Linked DNA regions of Mus musculus: regions 2 and 3 are each linked to region 1. Evidence: chromatin loops called from intact Hi-C (ENCODE). Cell type or tissue: heart. All regions are shown on one strand. Links, peaks and the distances in the headings refer to the core of each region. The heading gives the core; the rest is flanking DNA.

Region 1 (2,500 bases), core at 1-2,500:
TGTTGTTGTTGTTAAGTGCCTCCTGGGGGTGGGGATGCTCTGTGCTCCTCTCAGTCTGACAGTCAGGGATAGATAGTGTGGTAGGGGGAGTGCTAGCTCTGGTCAGTTTGAACCTAGATGACTTAGCCACCATACAGGCCTCCTGGACTCATAACCAGACAACACTGACACATAAGCCCCCCTGGAGCCCACAACCCACCTTGGAAACCCTTGCAGTATGGCCCCAGCCATCTACAGCAGGAGCCAGGGCCTGGGCTAGCGTGTCCCTTCAATTTTCAGTGTTGGATGTGAACGATGAGACTCCCACCTTCTTCCCTGCCGTGTACAACGTGTCCGTGTCTGAGGACGTTCCCCGTGAGTTCCGCGTGGTCTGGCTGAACTGCACAGACAATGACGTGGGCCTCAATGCGGAGCTCAGCTACTTCATCACAGGTACGGCCCTTGCTGCCTGGCAGGGACCTGGACCAGGGGGAGGGGGTGGCAATCAGCCTCAACTTCCTTGCCCCCCCCCGCCCCCAAGGGCTTGCTGGGAGTTTTGAGGCTGAAGGTGTGCTGGGCATGGGCAGAGGGGACAGAGTGTTGCCTGGGGCGTCCCTTCACCCCACTTCAGAAGGCAGTCACTACAGGAATGTGGCTTCATCCCTCCTCGGGGACTCATAAAATCTGTTGGTTGAGATGGGTTTGGTTTGGGCTGGAACATGTTCAATAGAGTTGTGGCTAAAGCTGATAAGGCCCTGTCCTGGCTCTCTGGAGAAAGTGAACCTGCCACGGAGGTAGACCCCGTGGGAAAAGACAAACATGCTCTATGGTTGTCACCTCACGAGCTATAACCGTTTTCCTCTTTCTTTGATGCCTGACCCACCTGACAGGCACTAGGACACACATCCCTGTAACCCTCCCATACCCACCTTCTTTCTGCTTACGAGCCACCTGAAGCCACGTCACACTATACTACATCTATGTGTACATACCTGTACACATATGCAGCATACACACTACCCTCCCTGTCACCTCTCCTCAGCAGCAAGGGATCCCAGGTTCTCCCCTCCTTTCCTCTTCACTCCCACCTCCTAGCCCAAAGACCATCCCAGGAAGCCATAGTTGGTGAGGCACCCACATGACATCAACCGAGAGCTTCTGCCGCTAACACTAATTGCTCTTTATTTCCTGCCTGCCCCATGCAGAACTGGGTTCTGTCTCTTGCAGAAGACACATTAGACTGGGAGGAACCTTCTGGGTCTTTCCTCTCAGAGGCAAGCCATGTAAAGAGCACCTGTAAAGGGACTCTACCTGCTCACCTGCCTTGAGCCCTTCTAGATTGTCAATCTCTGTAACCAGTTGTTCCGAGCACAGTACAATGGCTCCCTCTGCTGGCTAGAGTGCTGTACTGCAGCCTGCTCACACAGGCGGCGTCTCTCCCTCTCTGGTCTCAGACAGTCCCTTCCCTGGCTCCACCCAACAAGGGGACCGCCACTCAAGGACACCAAGCCCACCTGTCTCCTGTCCACATGCTCCTCTATGCCATTCTGAATTCCCGCCTAGAGAGCTGTAGTCCTTTCAGCCCCTCACTATCCCTAAAGATGAGGGTCCTGGGAAATTCACACTTGTACCCCAGTCAGGCCTGAGCCATGTGTAAAATGTCCCTTACCCAGGTCAGCTGTTCAGCCTCCTCTGGGAGAGATGCTAGGGCAACATGGGCAGGACCCACGCTCCAAAGTGAACATACAGGAGGAGCACAGGACAGGATACAGAACTGCAGATCAAGTGGAGGTTAAAGGAACTAGTCCATAATTGGAGTGCCTGGCACACAGTAGGTGCTCATACAAGCTGCACCCTCTACCTGTAAGAGCATCCTCTGAGGGATCCTGTGCAGGTTCCCACTCAGGAGGAGAGTCATGGTGCGTCACTTTGTAGAACTCTGCTGAACAACCCAAGTCTTCCTTCTCTTCTGCCTGCAGCGGGAAACGTGGATGGGAAGTTTAGTGTGGGCTACCGTGATGCCGTGGTGAGAACCGTAGTCGGCCTGGACCGTGAGACCACGGCTGCGTACACACTGGTGCTGGAGGCCATAGGTGAGTGCTAGCTGTCGTGCACACTGCCCACATGGCTGTTCCAGGCAGAGTTTACCCTGGGGAGCCCGGCTTAGAGTCAACCCTCTGCCCCGAGGCTAGTGAAGAAAGGCCCCCACACTCACAGGGCACTGTGGGGTGAGTGACTACCCCTCAGTGGCTATCATGTGCTCCCAACTATAAAGAAGGGTAAAGCCACATGCAGGCCAATAAGTAGACTCATGGCCACTCTGCTGGAAAGAAAAAATGTCTTCATCAGAAGGTGGCCAGGAGGAGACTGGATTCCATGCCCTGGGCAGAGCTACAGACACCCCGAACCCCACCCCCAGCCTCTGGGAAGAACTCTTCCTTGCTCCTCCAGGTCCCGTGGCCTTGGGGTTCCTTGGCTCATGCCCCACCCCTCACCTGACCTTCTCTTTGCTGGTGGTTGG
Region 2 (10,413 bases), core at 3,823-6,322, 350 kb before region 1:
GTGCATATTTTAATTTTCATGACTTGATAATTACCTCTGCTTAAACTGGTACCCATAACCCTCAGGTGGCTCTCAGGCCTCGCCCTGCATCTGGTTGGCAGTTCCCAGACCCCATGGCCTACAGTCCCTTGAGTTTGGAATAAGCCCTTGACCTGGTTGTGGAGGTGTCATGAAGCCCACCACACTATTCAGGGTCTGGAAAGTCCTGTGGTGAGGCTCTGATCTTACATTAACACAGGGTACTCGACCAAACATCTGTCTGCTAAGCTTCAAGTGTGAGCTTCCTGTGGGCCTTGCCAGCTCTCACTCTCTACAGCCTGCAGCTGGCTCTAAGGCAATTTCAAAGTGGGGTGGGTCTAGATTGAGAAATTTTCAAGACAAAAGGAAGTCCATGGGTCCTCTGGGTGTTTATGGTGTATTGGGGTGGGGGCAGAGCACATAATATATACATGCTTGTGCCTGCATGCACGTGCTCACACACACTTGGCCTGCTTTCACTATCTGGTCAGCCAAGACCCATGATAACCACATTCAGCAAGTTCCTAGGCCCCAGATGCTGCCAGGGTAAAGGTCTTTCTTTTTTCTTTTTCTTTTTTTCTTTTTTTTAAAAGATTTATTTATTTCATGTATATGAGTACACTGTATCTGCCTTCAGACACACCAGAAGAGGGCATTGGATCCCATTACAGGTGGTTGTGAGCCACTATGTGGTTGCTGGGAATTGAACTCAGGACCTTAGGAAGAGCAGTCAATGCTCTTAACCGCTGAGCCATCTCTCCAGCCCGGTAAAGGTCTTTCGAGAGGAATTTATTGATCAGGCAGGCAGGTGGACATGTCCTGGGAATATGGGAAATGGGCCAGGCTTGACTAAGCTAGGCAATTCAAGAATAAAAAGTGAAATTTATGGGTGCTACATGGAGGGCAGGAGAGAACAGGAAGAAAGGGTCCTTGCCTTGAGAGAGAGGTTATCGTTGGGTGAGTGGGGTAGAGAGAACAGGCGAACCTGGGAACAAGGGTTGTAAAGTCCAGTGGTTGTCAGTGTGAGAAACAGGGAGGACAGAGTAAATTATAGAGGTGCAGGAGCCCCCCAAGCCACCGTTAACTCTAGGTCACAGAAGCTAGCCTCAGAACTTTGTACCTAAACTGAGGTCAAGGCCACTTCTGTCTGAGCCTCTGAGTCTGGGATCTAGAGAGACGGCTGTAACACTTCCCGGCGATGATTGGCAGCTGGTCTTTGTTGCCCTCCTCTTAGCAGCAGATCTCGGCTCTGACAAAACTGCACAGATGCTCATCTCTAGGGTCCCTTCGACCGAGCCATAGTGGAACAGGGCCTTGGCGTGAAGGAGAGATTCTCAGGGCCCCCTGAGACACCTGGCCCTGGGTACTGTAGCTAAGCCACATTTTGGTCAACGGGCCACAGGAACAATAAGAAACTAACCACTAGATGGCGCCCGAAAACCGAACCGATGCAGTTAGAACCAGGAAGGCTCTGGCTCCAGAGACCCTGCCGTTTCAGACTGCCGCCCAGGGAGCCTGGACTGCTTTTCTCCAGGCAGCTCAGGCGCGCCCTCCTCTGGTCTGAAATGGGAATGACAGCGAGACTCAGCTGATTCACAGAAATCACCATTAGAAGCAAACGGCGATAAATCAATATCCATAAAACGAAAAGAAAACCAACTAATAATTCCAAACCCTTCTATTTAAAATATGTATTTATTTTGTGTGTGTGTGTGTGTGTGTGTGTGTGTGTGTGTGTGTGTGTGTGTGTGAAAGAACACGTGTACCACAGTGTGGAGGTCAGAGGACAACCCTGTGGAGCTGGTTCTCTTCATCAGTTCTGTCTTAGTTAAGGTTTTACTGCAGTGAACAGACACCATGACCAAGGCAACACTTATAAAGGAAAACATTTCATTAGGGTTGGCTTACAGGTCCAGAGGTCTAGTCCATCGTCATCATCAAGGCGGGAGCGTGGCAGCATCCAGGCAGGCATGGAGCTAAAAGAGCTGAGAATTCTACATCTTCATCTGAAGGCTGCTAGGAGAAGACTGGCTTCCAGGCAGCTAGGAGGAGGGTCTTAAAGCCCACACCCACAGTGACACACTTCGTCCTAATAGTGCCACTCCCTGGGCTGAGCATATACAAACCTTCACACACACACTCCTTACATGGGTTCCTGCTAAAGGCTAACAGATTGACCTTGATGGAAACAGAAATGATCGCAGGTGGAGTCCAGCACGGGGTGGGTGCACCTGGACAGAAACAGCAGTGCTGCAACAATGAATAAGGAAGCACAATGAGTTCTCAGATACTGTAGCTTTAACTACAGCAGCACAGGAACACGAGACCCGCCAGGGGCTGTGGCACAGGAGTGTCTTGAGATCTCTATGACACAGTTTCACCATATGCTTCAATTTCCAGAATGACCTGGACACTCCTGTTGTGAAATATAATGTGGCGGTAGGTGGGCAGGAGTAAGAGAGTATCTGGTGGGCTCATGCCAAGGTGTCTCCCTGAGAAATCACACCATGAGACAGACCTGGTGGTATAAGGGAAGTTTGTTTGGGGGAAGGGAGGGGAGTGAGGACCTGGAGAAGGGGTAGGGGCAGAGAGATGGGGCAGAGCCACAGAGCATGAGGGTCGGGGGAGGGAGGGTAAGGAATAATAGAAAGGCCTGCCAGGAACATGTGGGTGTGTGTGTGTGAGGAGAGAGAGAGAGAGAGAGAGAGAGAGAGAGAGAGAGAGAGAGAGAGAGAGAGAGAGAGAGAGGACGAAGGTGACAAGCAGTCTTTATGTAAGCCAGGCCACTGAACAGATGATGATGTAAGCTGTTGCTAGGTCTCTGGGATGAACTTAGCAGAATCACCTGTAAGCTAACAACTCCTCCATCTAGAGATGAAGTTTAGCCAGGTATGGTGGCATACAACCTTAATCCCAGCACAGGAGGATCTAGAGTTCAAGGCTATCCTTGGCTAATTAGTGATCTGGAGGTCAGCCCTGGGAGAGTCTACCTTGGATAATTCCTGAGTCACAAAAAGATGACCGCCCTCAGAGACTGATGGTTAAAATAGCGATGGCCTGCATACCCATATGTGTGTGAATGAGGCACTATTAGGAGGTGTGGCCTTGTCAGAGGAAGTGTGTCACTGTGGGGGTGGGCTTGAGGGCTCCTATGCACAAGCTTCACCCAGTGCAGAATACATCTCTCTTTGGCTGCCTTTGGATCAAGATGTAGAACTCCCCACTCTCCCAGCACCAGGTCTGCCTGCACACTGCCATGCTTCCTGCTATGGTGATAATGGACTGAACCTCTGAAATTATAAGCCAGTCCCAATTAAATGTTGTCCTTTATAAGAGTTGCCTTGGTCACGGTGTCTCTTCACAGCAATTACATCACCACAAAGCTCCAAGAATCACAGTAAGAAGCTGCTTATACTGTGCTCAGGGCTCCAGCACAGGTCCCAGCAACAGCCAGCACCACCAGTCAGACACACAAACAGGTGAAGAAGGGAATTGGAGCCTCAGCCGTTGAACCTTCCCGGTGATGTAGCAGAAACCACAGGACAGAGACAACTGTGCTTGCTGCACACCCCCCGTGGTATAGTAAACACTTTACACTGTAGTGTGCAATGGGAATTCATTTAAGCTATAGTGAGCAGAAGAGAAGACCTTCTGGGGCTCAAGCATTGCTCAGTTGTGTGATGGTTAATACTGAGTCTCATCTTGACAGAAGAGACAAGCGTGGGAAGGGCTACTTGTAAAGGATTCTCTAGACGCACTATTGAAGCAGGAAGACCAGCGGTACAGTCACATGGGCTGGGGTCCCTGGCTGGGTACCATTCATTCCACTCTGCCCCTAACAGGCATGCCATCTGATGAAGTGACTCAGACTTTTCCTGCCAGGCCTTACCCATCATGACAGAGGACTGGGAGCCACCAAACTAGGAGCCACCAGACTGGGAGCCACCAAACTGAGAGCCAAGAAAAGCCCTCCATTAAGTTCCTTTTGCCCTAACGCTTACCACACGAGTAAGAAAGGTAACTAAGGCAGGTGTGCATGATACCATGTGAAGTCCTTTGCGAACGCCATGTGAGGTTTGCATACAGATCTCTATGTGGATTATAGGAAGCTGGAACATGAGAGATTAAAAAAAATAAATAAATAATAAACAAAGGCTGTGGGATGGAGACTGTGACAAAGAAAGACAAGGGGCAGTGGGTCCAGGAGGCTCCTGAGCAGGAAAGGGGGTGGGTTCTGGAGCACGGTAGGGAGCAGTCAGCTGGAGAAGCAGAAGAGAGGGGACCAGGCTAAGGAGGCAGAACGAGGAAAGGGATATAGGGAAGGGTGAACACCCTAGTTAGTGATGTTGATCTTTTCTGTGGGGACAGGAGGACAGACCATGCCCGTGGGGCGTGTCCCTGGGGTTTGAAGAAGGTGATAGAGAAGCTGAGGTGCGCAGGGAATACTGGGAAGCCCTGGCTTGGGTTGGTGGTCATGTATTCAAATGGACCCTCCTGACTGCTGGTGTCTCTCTAGACACCCTCATAAACTGGGTCAAAGTGAGCCACCCAGAGCACCAGAAAAACAGAGATATGGGTGTTTGGGTATTACTAAGACCTTGGGCTCTAAGCAGACAAAGGGGTGTCCCCACGCATGGAGCAGGGACAGAGGGCTCAAGGGCCACAGTCCCGTAAAGGTCATAACTTCCCGAGAGAGCTGATGAACCAGCACATATCAAGGAGAGGTGACTGGCATCAACTGGGGAAAGGACTTGGATTAGAACTAGTTGTTGTGGGAATCTTAGAATTACAAGTGCCTCATCTGGGGGCCGTGGAATCCTGAAAAAAAAAATCTGACCAATGAGGTTAAAACAGGGACGTTGCAGTGGCAGAAAATGACCTCAAGGTGGCAACATCTACCAGTAAAACCCGATGGACTCCCTTGAGCCGGCCAGGCTGACTCCAAAGAAGGTACTCCCAGCACCTGAGTGGAAAGGCTGGAGAGGGAAGGCTGGCGGCTCAAAGCCCCCCCCCACACTACCCCCGCCACCCTGGCAGGAGGCTGGACCACCTAGGAAGATTCTGTCCTTTTTATTTTATTTTGGTTTTTTGAGCAAGAAAAGTACCTACCAATTTTGTTGAAAAGGTATCCACAATTTCTTTTGTGAATTTAAATTTTAATAATTTTATTAATTTTTAAAGAATGTTATAGAATGTATTCTAATCATATCCACCCCAGCTCCCCCCACCTCCACTTCAACTCCCTGTCCACCCAACTTGCTGTGCTATCCTAGTTCCTCTCTCTCTCTCTCTCTCAACTTGTGGAGTTCCATTTGCATTGTCTAAATTAGCTATCAAATGCCACTTTCTCTTCCAGAAGGGGTGGAACTTCCTGCCCACTTGGCCCTACTTTCATGCTGGGATTTTGTCTGGCTTAAGTTTGCATGGGCCTTAAGTCTTAATTTGGGTTTTATTGCTGTGAAGAGTCACCATGACCATGGCAACTCTTAAAAAGCAAGCATATAACTGGGGTTACCTTACAGCTTCAGAGGTTTAGTCCATCATGGTGGGAAGCATGGAATCATGGGAGTAGATGTAGTGCTGGAGACCTTGATCCAAAGGCAACCAGGAGGAGACTGGATGTGTTTTACACTGAGCATGGCTTGAGCATTTAAGACCTCCACAGTGACACACTTACTCCAACAAGGCCACACCTCCTCCAACAAAGCCACACCTCCTCCAACAAGACCACACCCCTTCCAACAAGGCCACACCCCCTCCACCAAAGCCACACCTCCTAATAGTGCCACTCTCTTTGGACAAGCATCCAAACACAGGAGTCTATGGGGGCCACACTAATTTAAACTACCACAGCCTGCTATCATAACCACTGTGGGTTCATGTGTGTAGCATCCCTGTTGTGCCTCAGAACAGAACACTGTGTGCTTGCCACATTTACCACCTTTGGCTTTTATCATGTTTCTATACTCTGTCAGTGATCCCTGAGTCTCAGAGGGAAGGGTGTTCTATATACATCCCATTTAGGACTGCACACTCCACAGTCTCATTCTCTACATGGGCTAGTCATGGGGAAAGGCCATGTAGTTAAAAAAAAAAAAAAAAAAAAGATCCCAGGTATAATGAACGCTGTTTATTGTCAACCACACAGAAGTTAGAAGCACAGCAAATGGGCCTCCAGCCATGTCTGTGATGCAATATTTAAACTACACTGATTGAAGTGGGGGGACCCAGCCCATGATGGGTGGCACCATTCCCTACTCAGGGAAATCTTGAACTGTATAAGGATGAAGAAAGCTAGCTGAGCACATGCGTGCACTACTCTCTGCTGACTTCAGATGGAATGTAACCTGCTGCTGCTGGCTCTTGCTGCCTTGATTTCCCTGCCAAGATGGGCAGGAAATAGAATTGTGGCCTAACCCCTTTCTCCCTTAAAGTGCTTTGTCCATGGTATTTGATCACAGGAACAGAAAAGTAAACTAAGACATCCAGTAAGGGCAGAAAAGGGAGAGCAGGCAGACCTACAGTCTTGGAAAGTGAGGACCCAAATACTTTTTATGGGCCCACTCAACCTGAATTCCCCAAAACTGCCTAAGTATTTTGTTAACTGGACACAATCTGTAGTCATCTGAAAAAAACCCTCTTCCATCAGATTGGTCTGTAGGCAAATCTATGGGGCATTTTCTTAACTAGTGATTGACCCACTGGGGATAGTGTCGTGTGTTGCAGGATACTTGATCACACTGTGAACCCCGAGATTGTGTGGTTTACTGGAAAAATCTGTTTCTAGTTGTGGTGTGACTCAGCCTTAGTACACACCTTTAATCCCTCTGGCTGGAATGCAGACATGCCCTTAGTACACACCTTTAATCCCTCTGGCTGGAATGCAGACATGCCCTTAGTACACACCTTTAATCCAAAACAATGAAGGTAAAGTTAGTTTGGAGAAGGTAGCACCCATGTTTGAAAGTGATATCTTATTGAGTGGCAGACAAAGTGATGAATCAGAGAAAGATTTGACAGAATAGGATCTGCCCAACTCTCACAAGAACAGAGAGAAAAGAGAGGCTACTTAAGAGAGAGCAATGCAGAGAGGAAGAGGGGAGGAAGACAGTCCTTACTGGGACAGTTGTCCAGAGACAGGTTGCAGAGGGAAAACAAGCCAGACACAGGTGAAGACAGAAGGAACCAGAGAATGAGAGGGAGCCCAAGGACCAGAACAGATTGCTGAAGTTAGTATGAGCCTGAGCAGAGCAATTCAGGAGAAGCCTAGAAAAGCCAGATTGAGTCAGTCAGTGTAGAGAGGACTTTGAGCCAGAATAGCTGAGTTGAACCAGACAGCCAGAACTCAGAAAAAAAAACTAGGAAAGGGTGAGCTTGAAATTCAGCAGTCTCAGAGGCTGTAAACATTCTAGGCCTAGGTAAGATTGTACAGAGGCTAGAAGCTTCCAAGACTAGGCCTAGGTTAGCAGACAGAGGCAGTAAACCTCTGAGACAACAATTACATTAGGCCAATGAAAGGTACTTTTATAGCTATGCCTTGTAGGTGGCCCTGGCTTGTATTAAAGCAAACCAGAGGGCAACTTTACTCCACGGCTTCTGTCTCAGTTCCTGCCTCCAGGAGTTCCCTAACTCCTGAGTTTCTACCACCGAGAGATCAAGTCCTGTAAGCCTCAGTTTCTTCCTGGTGTCTGCTTTAATTCTTGCTTCCAGCTTCCTATCTTCAGTTTTGGCTCCGATTCCCCTCAGTGGAGTTCTAAGATGAAATTAACCCTTTCCGTCCCAAGTCAGTTTTACTCCGGGGTTTTATCACAGCAAAGGACACAGGGAGACAAGGAGAACCGCCCAGGCTACCTTCTTGTTTGCTGTGCTTTTTCTGATCCTGAGGTAACCTTTGCCTCCTCTGTGCCCTGTAGGGAGTGTGCCCACGGCTTGGAGCATGCTAGCTTCTGCTCTCCCACAGAGCCGAATTCCAGACCTCACGTGTTCCCCTTGCAGTTGAGGCTGGTATTTAGGCCATGTTTTGAGATTTACTCATTTCTCTGAGCCTCACCCACGTGTGTATGTGGGTATGCATGTCTGATGTGTGTGCATATGTACATGTGTGCATGGGTGCATGTATACATATATGTGAGTGTGTCTAAAAGTGTGCATGTGTATGTGTGTGAGTGGGCAAGTGTGTGTGTGTCTGTGTTACACATTATTAAAAGCCTGTTGTTTTTCTTCTGTGTTTGATATTAGGGATCCTTTGCCAACTAGGAACCATGATGGGTAGAGAAAATTCTATTTTTTCCCCCTTCACACTTATGAAAAGAAGCCTACTAAGCTTTGGCATCAGTAAGTCCCCAGCTGGTCTCTGGGACTGGCCCACACCAGCCTTGCTTGTGCCCACGTTTTCTCTGGTCTAGCGCAGGACATCAGCCAACTCCTACTCTGCCTCTTTCTTTTCCCCTCCTGTCCTTACCTCCTCTCCTCAGGTGATCTGTAAGGACAGCGCAGGCATGTATACTCCAACCCTAACGCCGCCAGGGTCTCAAGTAACCTGGGCTGACCACTATGTAGCTAAGGTGAGCCTAAACCCCAGAGCCTCCCAAGTGCGGGTGGTAGGTGACACCTACACGTCCCCTGCAGGGCAGCGGAGGAAGTCACCCCCCAGTGGTAAGGGATTGGGTAGAAAGGAAGCCCAAACTTCTGCCACTCTTGGGTGTTTCCTTAGGTTCCCCACTTTTCTCTCTCTCTCTCAAAAAGAAAACAAAAACAAAGCACATCGGTTCCGTAACCCCCACTCTGCACTCGGAGCTGTACAGGAGCCATCTTCAGCTCTCTCCTGAACTTTGATCTCAGAGTCTCCCAAAAGTTTCTCTTCTGCAGATGTGGCATCTGGATTGCCCCTCCAACACAAATCTGCTCACTCTGGCCTCGCTCACTGCCACCAAATAGCTTCAAGCTCTCTCTGCGGCTCTCCACCTAGGCTGGGAGGCCAAGTTCATCTTGCTGGTACATCCTGCTCTGGAAGTATTGAGGGGGAGCAGGGGGCTGTGGGGCACCCTAGGGAATGAGGCGGTGGATACCAATAGGGAGTCAGGCAGGACCTGTTCCAAAGCCACACTTTTTTCACTTTGCAATTGGACGCCTGCAGTTACTGCCGTAGGCCAGGAAGAGGCGCGCGTGGGGGCGGGGCCAGAGGGAGGAGTCGGCAAACCCGGAAGCGCTGAACGGGGCGTGGTGAGCTGAGAAAAGGAGGGCGGGGCTGGGAGGACAAGGGCGGAGCCCGGCCTGGCTGAGCTCTGGTCACAGTGGCCCAGCGCCTTGGACCTGGTGGAGGTAGCAGCGGCAGCGACAGTAAGTGCGGGTGCAGCGGCCCCCATGCTTGGCTGGGTCTTCCCTTCCCGAGGCTGAGCCTGGCCTCTCCTCCACACTCTTCTCTGGTCCCGCGTGTGGGGACAGGTCGGCCCGAAAGATCCAGAAGGCTTTGCGGGTCCGGATCGGATGCCACAGCTGCCTCTGCAGCGAGGACTTGTCTTAGCCTACTGCCAGGCTCGCTCTTGGACCCCAGCCTGTGTCCACAGGAGCCATCGTGGCACACGGGCTGGCCAGACATGTTCTCAGTCCCCAGACTCCTACCCTTTCCAGCTCTGACTGGTCCTTACCCCAGGACCCCAGTCAGAGGCAGGGACAGCTTGGCCCCGGGAGGTTCTCCGCCTCCTCTCCTTTCTTTGTCTTTCTCTATTCATCCAAAGCCACAGCTACCTTTTATAAAGAGTAATAAGGCGTTGCTCAGTCCACTGCACCGCCCGTGACCTGGTTAGAGAAGATCCCTGGCAACTTCAGATGCTTGGTCAAGGCTGAGTAGTCCTTGATGAATAGACACAGTAGCTGAGAAGGGACTTCAGACCTGTGTGGGTCTGGGTGACCCACACTGAGCCGCTGAGCCGTGCGCCCACCCTCCTAGCCTGAACTTCTGGAAATGGAACAGGTCCTTGCCAGTTCTCTGATGCTTCATGATTATCTTTCACACTAAAAAAGAAAATACGTGTACATATGTGTGCCTTTGTGTGGGTATGTGCAGTTCTTTCAGGTGCCCACAAAAGCTACAGGAGGGCATAGAATTCCCTGGAACAGGAGTTAAAAGTAGCTGAGCTACTTGACTAGGGTGCTGGGAACTGAACACGGGTCATTTGAAAGAACAGCAAGCGCTCTTCACTGCTGAAACATTTCTCTAGATTCTGTTTATATTTAAAAAACAAACAATAATTTAAAGCACGTTTGCATGGATGGCCCTGTCTAGGTCCTTGCATGGTCCTCTTTGGTCTTTGTGTGAATTAAGGCTGTAGAGGGGTCTGCTCAGCTTGCTAGGACACTGTAGAACCTCTGGCCTGCCTGAGCCAGGGCTCCGCT
Region 3 (2,500 bases), core at 1-2,500, 100 kb after region 1:
TTAATGTCCTGGCTGGCTTACAGTTCAGAGATTCAGTCCATTATCGTCACGGTGGGAAGCGTGGCAGCATCCAGGCAGGCGTGGTGCTGGAGAAGGAGCCGAGAATTCTACATCCTAATCTACAGGCAGCAGGAAGAGAGAGAGAGACTCTGGACTTGGCTTGGGCATCTGAAACCTCAATGCCCACCCCCCAGTGACACACTCCATCCAATAAGGCCACACCTGCTTCCTAATGGTGCTGCTCCTTGGTGACCAAGCACACAAATCTATGAGCTTATTTGGGTCGTTCTTATTCAAACCATTGAGCCATTCTTATTCAAACCACCACATTCTCCAATAAAACTCCATTTGTCTGGGGTCCATGAAGACCCTGGCCGCAGACACAGAGGCCCTGTAAGATGCCATGCTCACCCAGCCAGGTGGCTTTTCTCTTGCAGAGCTTCAGAGCAGCATGTGAGCATGTGGGGCTTATGGTGGGAACAGAACACACTGCCCCAGAATGGAGGGCGGTGGGTGGCTGGGGTAGAGCAGAGGCCATGGCTCCTATACAGGGTCATCCAGATGATCGATGAGAACAAGGAGCAGCTTCGGAACCTCTTCAGGAACTACAACGTGCTGGATGTGCAGCCCGCCATCTCTGTCCAGCTGCCGGATGACATGTCTGCCCTGCAGGTACGTGTGTTGTGTCTGTCCCCACCCGCCTGCAGTCTGGGTTTTGCCCCTGGACCAGCCTGCTAATGGCTGGCCTGCTATGTCCACAGATGGCCATCATTGTCCTGGCCATCCTTCTCTTCTTGGCTGCCATGCTCTTCGTCCTCATGAACTGGTACTACAGGACCATGTGAGTGTCCCCACCTCCTGCCTGAACCAGAATAGCCGATGTCCCCCAGACAGTGGGCACCAAGGCAGGCAGGGCCGAGGACCAGAGGTAACAGGCCAGCTTCCCTTATGGAGCCAACTGACACTCTCTCCCTCCCCGCTCCCTCTTCCTCCTTCCCTCTCTCTCCAGACACAAGAGAAAGCTAAAGGCCATTGTGGCTGGCTCTGCGGGTGAGTGAAGGTTGTTGGGGGTCAGGTTAAGGGGGCCTGGTCCTCCCCTTGGCTGTACCCTTTTGCCCCTCACTCAAATTCTCTCCATGCAGGGAACCGTGGCTTCATTGACATCATGGACATGCCCAATACCAACAAATACTCCTTCGATGGGTGTGTGGACTCCTCAAGTCTGCAGATCTCCTTAGGATCCCTACAGGACCCAGCTACAGAGAAGTTATCTGTAGCAGCTGCCACCCTGGCTGAAACATGGAGTGTGGGCTCCCCCTAGTGGTCTTATCACTTCTCCGCACTCTTAAAAATGTGTTGTCCAGGTCCCAATTAAGAGGGAGCAGAGGGAGGGGGTGAGGCCTCCCTGACAAAGCTGACCCAGGCTGGTAGGCAGTCGTAGCTCTCACAGGATCCTGTAACAAAAGGATATAGCCATAGGAGCTGTGGCAGAGTTCCTATGCAGCCCTGCTGAAGGTTCTGTGGCTGGCCCAGGGAATGGGCAGTCTTAGAGGCAAGGCATCTTTTCTACCCTATGCTACTCCCCAACTACAGAGCCAACCCTGTGTGGCTGGACCCCTTCTGCCGGAACCTGGAGCTGGCTGCGCAGGCCGAGCACGAAGATGACCTCCCTGAGAACCTGAGTGAGATCGCAGACCTGTGGAACAGCCCCACCCGCACCCATGTGAGCCAGGGTGGCAGCATGCAGCAGGCCGAGCTCAGGACTTGGGAGGGTGGTTCCCTACCCTATGATGTCAACCTCCCTGCTCCAGCCAATGCTCCCCTCTCCTCCAGGGAACTTTTGGGCGTGAGCCTGCAGCAGTCAAGCCCGATGATGACAGATACCTGCGTGCAGCCATCCAGGAATACGACAACATCGCCAAGCTGGGCCAGATCATTCGAGAGGGGCCTATTAAGGTGAGCCCTCTCCTGCAGGGTCCAGTGCCCAGACCCTGTTTGAATTTGACCCCTACTCAAGGATATAAGGAGATGGTTTATCTGGACCCGCCTTCTATCAGGATGGGAGTTTGGGCACTAGGGTTAATAGGCTCGGCAGCCTGTGGCGTCTTCGGAACTGAACGGTCAGTTTTCAGGCTCTTTTCCCATCCTCTTCATTTGAACTGGATACCTGTAGAACCGTGACTGCCATGGGCGTGTAAGAGCTAGGGGCAGGCAGCAGCCTAAGTGGGAAGTTAACCTTCTCCCTTCCTCAGGGCTCGCTGCTGAAGGTGGTCCTGGAGGATTACCTACGGCTCAAAAAACTCTTTGCACAACGGATGGTACAAAAAGCCTCCTCCTGCCATTCCTCCATCTCCGAGGTAGTGAGGTAGCCTCGGGAGCTGGGAACTGTGTGCCGTGCCCCATTCCTGGGGATGCCTCTCTCTCTCTCTCTCCCCCCCACCCCCCCCCCTCTCGTTACTGGGAGTTATCTGCTCTTCTGTTAACCTAGCAGCCAAACCCA

What was found. Hi-C counts contacts between places; a loop is a spot of excess contacts. Peaks named below come from ENCODE experiments on the same cell type or tissue, not always from the same donor. Only the 100,000 strongest peaks of a DNase experiment are listed, where the experiment ranks them.
Region 2: it touches region 1 in a loop (7-fold over the local background); 33 of 42 quality-filtered maps call a loop at or near these places.
Region 3: a loop joins it to region 1, with 5 times the contacts of the local background. A loop is called at or near these places in 35 of 42 quality-filtered maps.

Annotation. Positions count from the first base shown.
Region 1 is chr10:60,406,947-60,409,446 of GRCm38, reverse strand. It overlaps Cdh23 (cadherin 23 (otocadherin)), which reads left to right. Exons shown (of 71, transcript NM_023370.3): 27 at 280-432; 28 at 1,959-2,072. It also overlaps a transcript of Vsir not described here. Among named protein-coding and RNA genes, the nearest start is that of Gm17455, 8.5 kb to the right of the region's middle. In heart, for the core only: no CTCF peak of the experiment used is centred there; a DNase peak (open chromatin) is centred at 1,441; H3K27me3 peaks cover 1,537 bases.
Region 2 is chr10:60,751,678-60,762,090 of GRCm38, reverse strand. Slc29a3 (solute carrier family 29 (nucleoside transporters), member 3) reads left to right here and starts at 9,309. Exons shown (of 6, transcript NM_023596.3): 1 at 9,309-9,357. The coding sequence starts at 9,357. In heart, for the core only: a CTCF peak has its summit at 4,894 (motif pointing right); a DNase peak (open chromatin) is centred at 4,900.
Region 3 is chr10:60,304,281-60,306,780 of GRCm38, reverse strand. It overlaps Cdh23 (cadherin 23 (otocadherin)), which reads left to right. Exons shown (of 71, transcript NM_023370.3): 64 at 552-672; 65 at 762-841; 66 at 1,010-1,050; 67 at 1,143-1,203; 68 at 1,594-1,723; 69 at 1,834-1,956; 70 at 2,253-2,357. Among named protein-coding and RNA genes, the nearest start is that of Psap, 28 kb to the right of the region's middle. In heart, for the core only: a CTCF peak has its summit at 1,320 (motif pointing left); a DNase peak (open chromatin) is centred at 1,380.